Linked DNA regions of Homo sapiens: all the other regions are linked to region 3. A link is an interaction called in ENCODE POLR2A ChIA-PET data of the cell type or tissue named here. Cell type or tissue: OCI-LY7. All regions are shown on one strand.

Region 1 (4,000 bases), 220 kb before region 3:
ACTTTGGGAGGCTGAGGCAGGAAGATTGAGGAGTTCGAGACCAGCCTGGGCAACATAGTGAGAACTTGTCTCTACAAAACAAATTAAAAAATTAGTTGGGCATGGTGGTGCATGCCTGTAGTCCCAGCTACTCAGGGGGCTGAGGTGAAAGGATCGCCTAAGCCCCAGTGGTCAAGGTTGCAGTGAGCCGTGACTGCACCACTGCACTCCAGCCTGGGCAACAGAGTGAGACGCGGTCCCAAAACCAAACAGCAATTACTTTTGCACCAACCTAATATTTCTTTAACATGTTCATCAAGTCACTTAATAATTCAGCATTTTTCCCACTGAATTAAGGACTTTTTAACTATTAAAAAGTTTGCTCAGCCGGACACGGTGGCTCATACCTGTAATCCTAGCACTTTGGGAGGCCGAGGCAGGCAGATCGCTTGAGGTCAGGAGTTCGAGGCCAGCCTGGCTAAGATGGTGAAACCTCGTCTCTACTAAAAATACCAAAATTAGCAGGGCATGGTGGCGGGCACCTGTAATCCCAGTACTCAGGAGGCTGAGTCAGGTGAATCTCTTAAACCCAGGAGATGCAGGTTACAATGAGCCAAGATCACACCACTGCACTCCAGCCTGAGCGACAGAATGATACTCCGTCTCAAAAAAAAAAAAAAGTTTGCCCATGTGTTCTTCACTGTCTAATAACTTTGATGATGAGAAAATGTTGGGAATCCTCTTCTTGGCATTCAAGCCTATCACATTCTGCTCTCACCCTGCCTTGCCCCTTTATCTCCTGCTTTTCTACTGCATGAACCTCTTTTGCCATGAAACTGGGCTACTTGGCATCCTCAAAAAAGTGTTTTCGGCCAGGTGCAGTGGCTCATGCCTGTAATCCCAGCACTTTGGGAGGCCGAGGTGGGCAGATCACGAGGTAAGGAGTTTGAGACCAGCCTGGCCAATGTTGTGAACCCCCGTTTCTACTAAAAAAATACAAAAATTAGCTGGGCGGGGTGGCGTGCGCCTGGATTCCCAGCTACTCAGGAGGCTGAGGCAGGAGAACTGCTTGAAACCGGGAGGTGGAGTTTGCAGTGAGCCAAGATTGCACCACTGCGCTCCAGTCTGGGCAACAGAGTGAGACTCCGTCTCAAAACAAAACAAAATGAAACGGTGTTTCCTCCCTTCCTGCCTTTGCCAATCCTGCCTAGAGTACTCTAGGATTCTCTTACGCCTGGACCGCTCTTCCTCTTTCTCTTTGCCTTTTGCCCTATTTTCCTTTGCAGCTTATCAAATCCCTCAACTCTGTTCCCCTCCTCTGTATCATTGTCCTGGGCCACTCCATGCACGGGACTTCTTCCTCTGACTCTTGAGATCTGTTAGGCAGCACTTGCATAGACTTGTTCCTGTTTTCCATGTATTTGGATGATTTTACCATCTACATGTTGGTGCTTTGAGGGTAGGAATTCTACACTAGACATCTTTGTTTCCATGATGTTGCCTTGGACACAATGAACGCTGACATAATTGTTGATTGATTTAAAATACATTTTTCTATTTTTAAAATAGGCAGAGAAGAAACTCTACTAATGTTTCTCAACACCTACAAGAGCCTGCCTGTAATGATTAAAAGGACAAAAGGGGTTATTTTATGTCTTAACTCAACATTTCAAAGCAGCTCAAAGGAGTATTTATCAAATGAAAAGAAGCAATCTCTGAATATTGATTTAGTACATCTAAACTATAACTAAGTTGGAGGACAGGGGAAAGCATGTGTATATTGGGGTGGGGAACACAGGAAGAAAGCTAAATCCTCATTTTCCAAAATAGTAGGAAATCAATATATACTTTCTAACATGGAAAAAAGATGAGAAAAAATGTTGCAGCATAAGCATTTTATATCCATGAAGGTAAATAACAAAAGGGCTATTTTTTTCTTTAATGGCCTCTGCAGATGCCCTTATCTCTTTTCTCTTCAAGTCCCTCTTAGAGCACATCTCACTCTCTTGATTTTATTTATTTATTTATTTATTTATTTATTTATTTATTTATTGAGACAGAGTCTCACTCTGTCACCCAGGCTGGAGTGGTGGCACGATCTCGGCTCACTGCAACCTCCATCTCCTGGGTTCAAACAATTTTTCTGCATCAGCCTCCTGAGTAGCTAGGACTACAGTTGTGTGCCACCATGCCCGGCTAATTTGTGTGTTTTTGGTAGAGATGCGGTTTTGCCATGTTGGTCGGGCTGGTCTCGAACTCCTGATGTCAAGTGATCCACCCGTCTCGGCCTCCCAAAGTGCGGGGATTACAAGCGTCAGCCACTAACCCCAGCCAACTCTCTTGATTTTAAATGTCGCTCTAGATAGAGACATTTCTAGTTCCAGGTCTCTTTGTTTCTCATTTTTATACCTCAGAGATGCTGGTGGGAGGAGTACGAGCAAGACTGGAGAAAGAAAGTGTTTGTAATAGTCCGTGTGAGAAAGGAGGGGTGCCCAGACAAGGGCAGCAACTGTGGGGAAAGAGAGTGAGGCTGATTTAAAAGCCATTTAGGAGGGAGACTTTACAGAGCTATAAGGCAGCTATAGAGGGTGAGGGAGTTGGAGGACCCAAAGATGAACCAGGTTTCCAGCAGAGGTACTGGATGGTTGAAGAAGAAAGAGCAGTTTAAGGAAGGGAAAAAAATGTCAGTTCAGTTTTGAAGATGTTGAATTTGCAGTGCTGGGGAACAATGGAATAGAGCTGTCTTATAGGCACTTTCATTTACAAGTGGGTTATGAAAGAGGGAAGAATAGGGACAGGAACCACATTTCAGCAGGAAAAATGGATCCTGATAATCAGGAGAAGTTGGGATTTCTGCTTCATGGTGGGACAGAGAAGAATATATTTGACACTCCGCTGATCCGTAGGAGCAGCTCTTCTTTCTCTCCTGCCCAGTTGTGATGGTAAGTGAACAATGTAGCCAACCTATGTTATCCTATAATCAGCCTTGGAACAGGGTTGGGTGACAAAGGGCTAAGATTTATCAGGGATGAGGAATGGAATCATCCACCAGTTAAGCCATCTAGAGCAGCATAGGTGCTAGGTGAGGGTGAGGGGAATCTAGAATTGGTAGTGGAAGAGGGAAATGGAGTGTCTCAGAAGTGGCTTTGAGAGCAGCTACAGAGGGAAAGACTGTAACTTGGCCCCCTGACATTCTAGTAAGGTTCTCCTAATGGAACCAACCAGAAATCCAGGGTAGCTAATTTCAAATGGGGTGAACTTACTATAGAAGCAGGTGGGTTCCAGTGACATAGAGGGTGTACAGTGATGCATGCCATGGTGCTCTGCTCAGATCCCCACTTTAGGACCATGATGTTCATTCTCTGGCTGCCAGAAGTACTGGCTGCTTGACAACCTACCTTGAGTTCTTTTAGAATTGTCCTCAGCCAAAGAGAGTTGGCTTTCTAAGTTTATGTGCCCCAGGCTGCATCCAACGACCCATTGATGGTGGGGTACAATCGTTCAGAGTAGACAACTCTGAAGTGAGCTCTGAGCTCCCACTGGTTGGGCTGAGGCTTCTATTGTCGACTGCACAGCAGGTAAACTCCTCCTGCAGCTCAATTCTGCTGCCTTCACTGCTCCAGAGTTGTGTGCCTCCTACATGTAAGTCTCTGCCTGAGAGTCAGTTTCCCAGGGAACCTAACCTAAGACATTAGGGCAATGCAAATGAGCTAAGTCCTCCCCCTTCACAGGAGGAAGTCAGCAGATAATATCTAAGGGTGATAAAAATCAATATGTAAAGGTGTAAGCATATTCTCTAGAGTTACACAGACAACTGCCGGAAGAACTAAAAGTAGAAATATTGAAAAGAATATTGTCTCTGCAAAATGTGACTGCAGATTGATTAGGTGGGAGATTTGCTTTTCCTTCTAAGATTTTCTCAACTACCGAAATTAATATCGTATGCAAATAGTACTTTGACTCAAATCTAATTTTAACATTAAAACAAGACTTTTGGAAACAACTAATGATAAAGAGGTAG
Region 2 (4,000 bases), 720 kb after region 3:
CAACTTCATCCTCTTTAACCAATTTAGTAAGAGCTGTAGGTAACTCTTGTTGATTATGAAGGATGTTATTACTAACTAACTTCTCTTCTTCATCTTTATTTTTCACGATTATTTCTTCCCTAGGATTTGCTACTATTACGGCAGATTCTGCTTTTGGAGAGACACTGAACGATGATCCCATTTCTGAGTATTCTAATTCTGAAAACTCTGTTAAATCTCTATCTATGAGTAGAGTTTTTGCCTTCTCTGAGACCTCTTTAGAAGCTTCACTGACATTTTCTTGAAGTGTTCCTTCAGTGGGTAATACTGTTGACAAATTACCAAGGTATTCATGTTCTTTGAAAGAAGCGGCTGAGAGAGGAGACAGAGAAGGAAGAGAAGCAGCAGTTTCAAGCAGGACAGATGGGAAATCCTCTTGACCAGCCGAAATAGTGTTACCTGGCTGCTCCTTCAAGTCCATATTTTCTGTGACCATGGACAGAAAGGAAAGTTAGAGAATGCCAGTGTTCTCAGAGTTAATGCAAGTTTTATGACAGATCCAAAATAGTGTTAGTAAAGACTTACTGTTTACTAAAATGAAATGTTAATAGCAATTAATAAGTAACAATAGAGTAGACTTCAATCATTACTGAAAATATTAAGCTATTGTAAATATAACATATGCATGGCTACAGAGGCAATTACATGCTGTGCAAAGACAAATCAAGTCTGAGTAAACCTCAAATGTTATCAACTAAGATACTAATAGCTAGTTTTAGAGAAGAGAAGAATATCTGTGAAAAGAGTTTCGGTGACAGCATAGGAAAGAAGGGGCACTGGGTAAATGCCATAGACTGGTATTTATTTACAGGAAAGCCTTTCTGGCTATACTCAAACTGTATTTGGAGAAAGGGAATGGTAAATATGTAAATGTAATTCAAGGGTCCAAGAATTCCTTATGTACTTCCAAGTATTCATCAGATTTTGCTCATTTTTCCCTTGGGCATACCATATAAAATGCACATTTCAACTTTTCCAGTAGACAAAACATTCTCGGAACCATGCTAATTTTTAGTAAACCCAAACTACTCTGCATAGTGTTAACACACTAAAGAGTTAAAGTTAGAATACAGAGAGGATAAAAGGCTGGCAGAAAGAACTTGCCTGCAGAGGAGCGTATCACAGGCTCAGATGCAGCAGGAAGAGCAAAAAGGGTCTCATCTGAAAAACAAATAGAATATAACCTCAGCAGAAATAAAGACAGATTGAAAGGAGACTAAAGATAAGAGGAGCAAGCCAGGGTTCAGTTTGTAATAAGTTAACAAAAAACTTTACAGAGAAAGGGCCAAGATCAAAAGGAAGTCAGAAAAAGTAGTACCATTAATTCAGGTTAAATCATCATATGTATTATAAAGCTAATTAAATGTTATCCATAGAACCTATCATTTTTCAAGAGGCAATACAACCTGTTTATGTTAAAGAAACTTATGAATCAAAGTGGCTTTAAAATACTGTTCTACTTAACATATCACATCCCAAGCTTTCACTCAGGTTTTCACATAGGTAAATTGTCTTGTTCTATTCAGGCCAAAAACAAAAAGCTGAATTTGAATACAATTAACAACTACAAATGTTTAATCTTTTGTTATTGGCATATATTCAATTTAAAGAAACACTTTTAAAGAATTATGCATTTTCTCTTACATTCTAAGTTGTTACAGTCATTGTACATTGCTCTTTGAAGACATTAGTCCTGTGCCAATGTCCAAATGCCAGAGTCCAAAATACAAAAAAAAAAAAAATTAACTGCCTTTAGGATGACACCATTATTGGTTTTGCTTAAAATTAACCTAAGTGAGGGCTACTTGTTATTTGTATACACAACTAGTAAGTGAGAGACTAAGGCAATTCAATTCCAGAGCCCATTTCCTTAATCACTGTATGTTACAGAACTGAATGCTTATATTTCCTACAAAACTCATGTTAAAGCCCCAACCCCTAAAGTGATAGTATCTGAAGATGGGGACTTTGGGAGGTGATTAGGGTTAAATGCAGTCAGGGTGGGGCCCTGGGCCAAGGGGATTAATGCCCTTACAAGAAGAGACACCAGAGAGCTTGCTGTCATGCTCCCTGTCTCCCCAGGCACACACAAGAGGTCATGTGTGCACACAGTGAGATGGTGGTCACCTATAAGCCAGGAGAAGAGGCCTCAAAAAGAAATCTACCTTGCCAGCACCTTGATCTTAGACTTACCAGCCTCCAGAATTGTGAGAAGTAAATTTCTGTTCAGCCACCCAGCCTATGGTATTTTGTTACGGCAGCCCAAGCTAACTAATACACTCTATATTGGTAATATTAACTTTGTACAATGTCATCTTGTACCTGCAGTTGGGAGATCCTAAGCTAAAGATCTTCCATGGTTTACACTAGAGAAAGGCCTCTACCATCAGACAATTTGAAACAGCCTGAGAGATGACTGGAAGGTGATATTCCTTTAACAGAGAGAACCTAATAAATTTAGACAATTTCATCTGGATGGACAAGCTAGACAAGGCTGATCAAAACAGATAAAAATCCAAGAAATGTAGCTAACATGAATACGGACTTGTCTTCCAAGCATATTACCCTTAATGAATTAGGAGAGCTAACTTCACAAGGTCTTATATATTTTAGATAAATATATACTGGGCATGAAGTCATACTTAAAGGATTCCTAGATGAGGGTGATGACGGGAAATTTATGATGTGTGTTTAAAAGGGTTTCCTCCAACCTAGAGCACTAGGTAGGATGGGCTATCCAGTCAAAGGGGTAACATAATGGCTTATAAGATTTTTAAATAAAGTGCATATATATGTGTACACATATTTAAAAGATTACTTGCTATGTGATCTTAAATTACAGTTTCTCATTTGTAAAATGAAGGAAAGTTCCCTTCAGCTAAAATAATGAATTATTAGCTTGTATAAAACTGAAATTTGAGGGTCAAAGAGCAGAACCAAATAATTACGCAGCTGCTCCATCTAAATAACAGTTAACCAATTCTTAACAAAATGGTTGTCTTTTTTATCTAGACAATATAGTTAAAAGCCACTAATTCAGAGGCTAGTCTATCTGGAAAGTGAACTAGAAACATATATTACTGTTAAAGTTAGTGGGAAAACAAACTACATCTAAATTTGTGCCATAATTTTAAAGTATTTTTTTAATGTACTGTACTCTTATTCCTACCTAGTGCAATAATCTTTTATAATAAAAACTATATTCCTGGAATTTTTCTAAGTAAAAAAGTTTTCAAATTGGTATTTCAAAGATTCATTATGTTTAAGAAAAAAAGAAAAATCTTCATTTTGTAAAATGGGATTCGATCCAGTTACCCATAAAACAAGTACTACATTTCTAAAAGCTCTTTAAAAAAATCCAGAATAGTTAACTATCTTCTGGGACTTCAAGAATACAGTTCAGACTCCTAATAAAGCAATCACAGATCATGAAATTGAATTGCCTAAGTCCAAATCACAAATCCATCACTTACAACTGTAACTCTTAGCCTTTCTGTGCCTAATGAAACTTGTAAAATAAGGATAATAAGAGTACCCACCTAAAAATGTTGTGAAGGAGGGAGAGGGAAAGAAAAAAGAAGAAACAACTTGCCCTAAGTCACAGAACTAGGAGGCCAGAGGGTCAAAACATCTAATTCCCAAGTCTTTGTGCTTTATAATTATTATTATTTTTTGGCTAGGCTTCCTCAAAGCACGAGATGTGCTTCATCTTCTGAAGGATGTATTTATGTACAAGTGCAACTGGTGCAATCCTTCTTACTGTATCAGCCCCTCAAGTTAGTTCTCCTGAAACAAGGTAAATCGTCACCCAGTAAATACCTTGTAATTAGCAGAAATATTGCATTGATCAATTGCTTCTATTTTACAATGTAACAACATTTATAGAAACATTAATGTGGGACAGGTACTGTGCTGAGCCGGCACATTTGTTTCAGATGTTCATTCTGTTCTCAAAACTACC
Region 3 (4,000 bases):
GACCTGCATTCTGGCCCAGGCCATCCACCGATTACCTGTGTGTCTCAGTTTCCTCAACTGCAAAGTCAAGAAGTTAGACTAAATCAGGATTTTGTACAGGATTCCACTGAGCCACAGGACTTCCACGGGGTGGTACTAGGAGGACTACAGAAAGGCAGTCAGAAAGAGAGGCAATTTGACCTTGGCCCAGGGCCCTGATCCCTGCTCTAATCAGAGCAGCTCCACCCCCATCTCTTCCATACATTAGGATTGTCCATAAGACATCTTTGGAGAAGAATTCTGCCTCAAAGAAATAAAAAAAAAAAAACACAAAGACACTGAATTTAGATCTAGGGTCTTCTTTTCTAAATGTCTATAAATGCTAAACTCAAATGCAGTTCCTATTCTCTTGATTACTTCTGTCAAGCCCATGTGGTATGTATACTTAACCTTAAGCTATTTCTGTTGAAAACATGCATAATTCATGAAAAGTACTATTGGAAAAAAATTCTTCTTCATAATGGCTTCCATAAAGGTGCACGGTGGCTAAGGTGGTTAAAATCTGTTTTGTTTTGTTTTTTGTCTGTCACCCAAGCTGGAGTACAGTGACATAGTAAGGGCTCACTGCAGCCTCAACCTCCTGGGCTCAAATAGCCCTCCTGCCTAAGCCTCCTGAGTAGCTGGGACTACAGGTGCCACCAGTAATCCAGCCTACTTCTTTTTAAGTTTTTTTGTAGAGACAGTGTCTTGCTATGTTGCCCAGGCTGGTCTCAAACTCCTGGCCTCAAGCAATTCTCCTGTCTTGGCTTCCCAAAGTGCTGGGATTATAGGTATGAGCTGCCATGCCCTGTCAGCTAAAATATTTCTGAAATTAATTTTCTGTTGTCTTTCATTCCTATTCTTATCTTACTGTGATTTAAAAAAGTGCAAGAGGAAATACACATATATAATTTGTGGGTTAATTAAAAAGTGTTTTTATAAGCATGTCTTGGAGATGTTAACCTAACATTTAGAATCATACATAAGAACTACTTTTCTTTTTCTTAACTGGTTCAAATGGTTTTGAATAAAACTGACATCTGAAAAAATTTTAAATTTTAGAATTAAAAATTCTAGTCACTGTGTGATCTCTTTAGCTGGTTTTTCTATAGAAATAGGGTGTTTTTTATTTGCCTTTTAGAGAGCCTGACTTATGCTTTATTCTCTGCTGGAAATATCAGTATACATTTTTGGTTGGATGTTCAAGGTCCTTCTTTCATCCTCAAACTACATTTTTCTTTGATTAGTGTTATTTTCCATGTTGGCAAAATGGACTTTGCAAGTAGCAGTGAATACAAGCCTGTAGTATAGCTTTTTCTCTCTCATTCCCATTTTCTACAAAAATTAGAAGACACCTAGAGAAAATGAGAAGGTGCAGGAGATTTATTGTATTGAAAATTTAGTGTTATTTCAAAACAATTATAAAGAGCAAGAATCATAGTCATTTCATCATTTGTTAACATCAAGGCAGAATTTCTACCAAATTCAGTGCAGATTAATCTGCATTAAAAATATGCCTGCAACGGTTAACCAGGACACTGACAAAGTGAGCAGACACTGCGTAATATTACATCAACCAGAAAAAAAAAATGGAGCAGAAATCATTCTACTCCTCAGGGATGATTTTCTGAGGCAGCAAAAGAAGAATCAACCATTCTCTCTTTTCCCACATCCCAACTACCCCTCCTTCTCCACTGAGTGGGCTAACATGACTCATAAGTCACAGCACATAGGAATGAGAAGGTCACAGGTACTGGCATAGCGGGTAGTCCCTTTTTTCAAAGCATGGAACTGGAGGCAAAGAAAAGAGCCTCAGTGGCAGAGCATGCTAGAAATTGCATTGAGAGATGCTAACAGCAATAACAGAACTATAAACAAAAGCAAGGGGGTGATTATCACAAAACAAGGATAATGGTTATTCTGGGTTAGGGGAAAGGGGTTGTGTTCCAGGACAGGTACATGAAGGCTTCCTCAACTAGCTGGTGGTCTTACTTTTCTCCACTTGAATGGTAGCTCCATAGGGGTTCACTTTATAATTATTTAAACTCTACAAAATATTTTATACATTTTTTGTATGTGTATTTCATAGTTTTTTTTAAACAAATGTTAAGGCTCCTAGAAATCTCATAGCAAAAAAAAAAAAAAAAAAAAAAAAAAACAAACCCTAAACACTGGATTACAGTAGATAGACCATTCTAAGGTGTTAGACCTGAGGAATACTCTCTATTGGCAAATGTCAGTGTATCACCAGTCTCCTCATTAAAAAATGAAGAAACAGGAAACAAAAGCCAGCCTTGCAATTCACAAAAAGCGCTATACAGCCCAAGGTAAAGGGTGCATTATGTTTTAAAATCAGAGGAAGTACATACCTCTAAAAATTACTACACAAAAAATATTTCAGGAAACACCTGCTGATGTCCATTGTATATCCTGAAATGCATACAATAAAAGTTGATCTCTGTGAAACAAGAGAAGGCAGCCTTTAGAAAGAAAACGTGCAGGTTAAAATAAAATATAAAGATGAAGGAATATTAGCTGAGATGTAAAGATCATAGTCTGAAGAACAGGCAACACACACACACACTTAAAGACAAACTGTGGAAAATACTAAAGAGAACAGAATTACAACCCATTCTGGAATTAGCAACTGATAAATTGAATTAGTGTATATAGAGCTGTGGCTGCCAAACCCAGCTGGTTTCAGAATTATCTGGGGAGCATTTTAAATATACTTCTTACCAAACCCCACCCTAGACCTAATGAATAAGGATCCTCCATGATTTTTGTCTCTAAATCTAAATGTTATTTTTTTTTAAAAAAAAAAGCCCCAAATGACTTTGACAATCAGGCAGGCTTAGAAAACAATGGTGTCGAGAATAAATTTTAAAAGCTCATCAGGAGAGTAGATGAAGGAACAAGAAATAAAAGTGTGAGAGGAGATAATTTGGAAGACAGAGTACATATCTAAAGCACCAATAAATCAATGATAGAAGTTCCTGGGGAAAAAGTCAGGATAACTGAAACAGAAGGAAAAACCAGCTATGACAGAAGAGAAATTTTCTTGAGTTAAAGTATATGGCCGCAAGGCTGGGCACGGTGGCTTATGCCTGAATCCCAACACTTTGGGAGGCTGAGACGCATGGCTCACCTGAGGTCAGGAGTTCAAGACCAGCCTGGCCAATGTGGTGAAACCCCGTCTCTACTAAAAATATAAAAATTAGCTGGGCATGGAGGTGGGAGCCTTTAGTCCCAGCTACCCAGGAGGCCAGGTCAGGAGAATGGCTTGAACCTGGGAGGTGGAGATTGCAGTGAGCTGAGATCGTGCCACTGCACTCCAGGCTGGGCGACAGAACAAGACTTCATCTCAAGAAACAAAACAAAAGAAAAATAAAGTATATGGCCATAAAGTAAACAGTACAGTATTAAATTATACAGTATAAACAAAAATGCTCTAGGCATTCCACCTCAAGAGGAACCTAACTTCTGCCCAGTAACTTTCTCTAATCCATTCACTCCCTGCCCTTTTAGACTGCCATTTCATGCTTGCTCCTCACTCCTCAAATCTCCATACCCTCTCCTTGACTCGACGTGACCTTACTTTCTACTTCCATCCGAAAGAACTTCCATGAGCACCGAGCATTGCATCTACCCACCTACCTCCATCTGTACCTCAGTTCTTCCTCTACCATCTTATTACCATAGATGAATTATTTATGATCCTAATTAAGGCAATGCCTGGATCCCATAACCTCAAGGACTCTGCTCCAGCAGTCTCCCCATCACTCCTCCATCATCAGTTTTTGTTTCCTACTGAATGCCTCTCTCCCCTCAAACATGCTATTATTTCTCCGTGTCTTGGCCCATCTGGCTACGGCGACATATTTCTTCTTTTACAGATGAAATCCTCAAAAAAGCTGTCTACACTTGCTGTGGTCTAACTCCTCCATTCTCCTTGAACCTGTTTCCCATCATGCTTTTGCTC

The links. Peaks named below come from ENCODE experiments on the same cell type or tissue, not always from the same donor. Only the 100,000 strongest peaks of a DNase experiment are listed, where the experiment ranks them.
Region 1: POLR2A ChIA-PET joins it to region 3 with 8 read pairs; 1 of 35 experiments calls an interaction of 5 or more read pairs at or near these places.
Region 2: POLR2A ChIA-PET joins it to region 3 with 6 read pairs; 1 of 35 experiments calls an interaction of 5 or more read pairs at or near these places.

What each region holds. Positions count from the first base shown.
Region 1 is chr2:54,089,500-54,093,499 of GRCh38, forward strand. It overlaps a transcript of ACYP2 not described here. Among named protein-coding and RNA genes, the nearest start is that of ACYP2, 24 kb to the right of the region's middle. In OCI-LY7, no CTCF peak of the experiment used is centred here; a DNase peak (open chromatin) is centred at 3,642; H3K4me3 peaks cover 1,876 bases; H3K27ac peaks cover 2,512 bases.
Region 2 is chr2:55,027,021-55,031,020 of GRCh38, forward strand. RTN4 (reticulon 4) reads right to left here. Exons shown (of 9, transcript NM_020532.5): 2 at 1,144-1,200; 3 at 1-465. Among named protein-coding and RNA genes, the nearest start is that of RTN4, 21 kb to the right of the region's middle. In OCI-LY7, no CTCF peak of the experiment used is centred here; no DNase peak of the experiment used is centred here; H3K27ac peaks cover 58 bases.
Region 3 is chr2:54,308,802-54,312,801 of GRCh38, forward strand. No RefSeq gene overlaps it. Among named protein-coding and RNA genes, the nearest start is that of CIMIP6, 20 kb to the right of the region's middle. In OCI-LY7, no CTCF peak of the experiment used is centred here; a DNase peak (open chromatin) is centred at 2,350.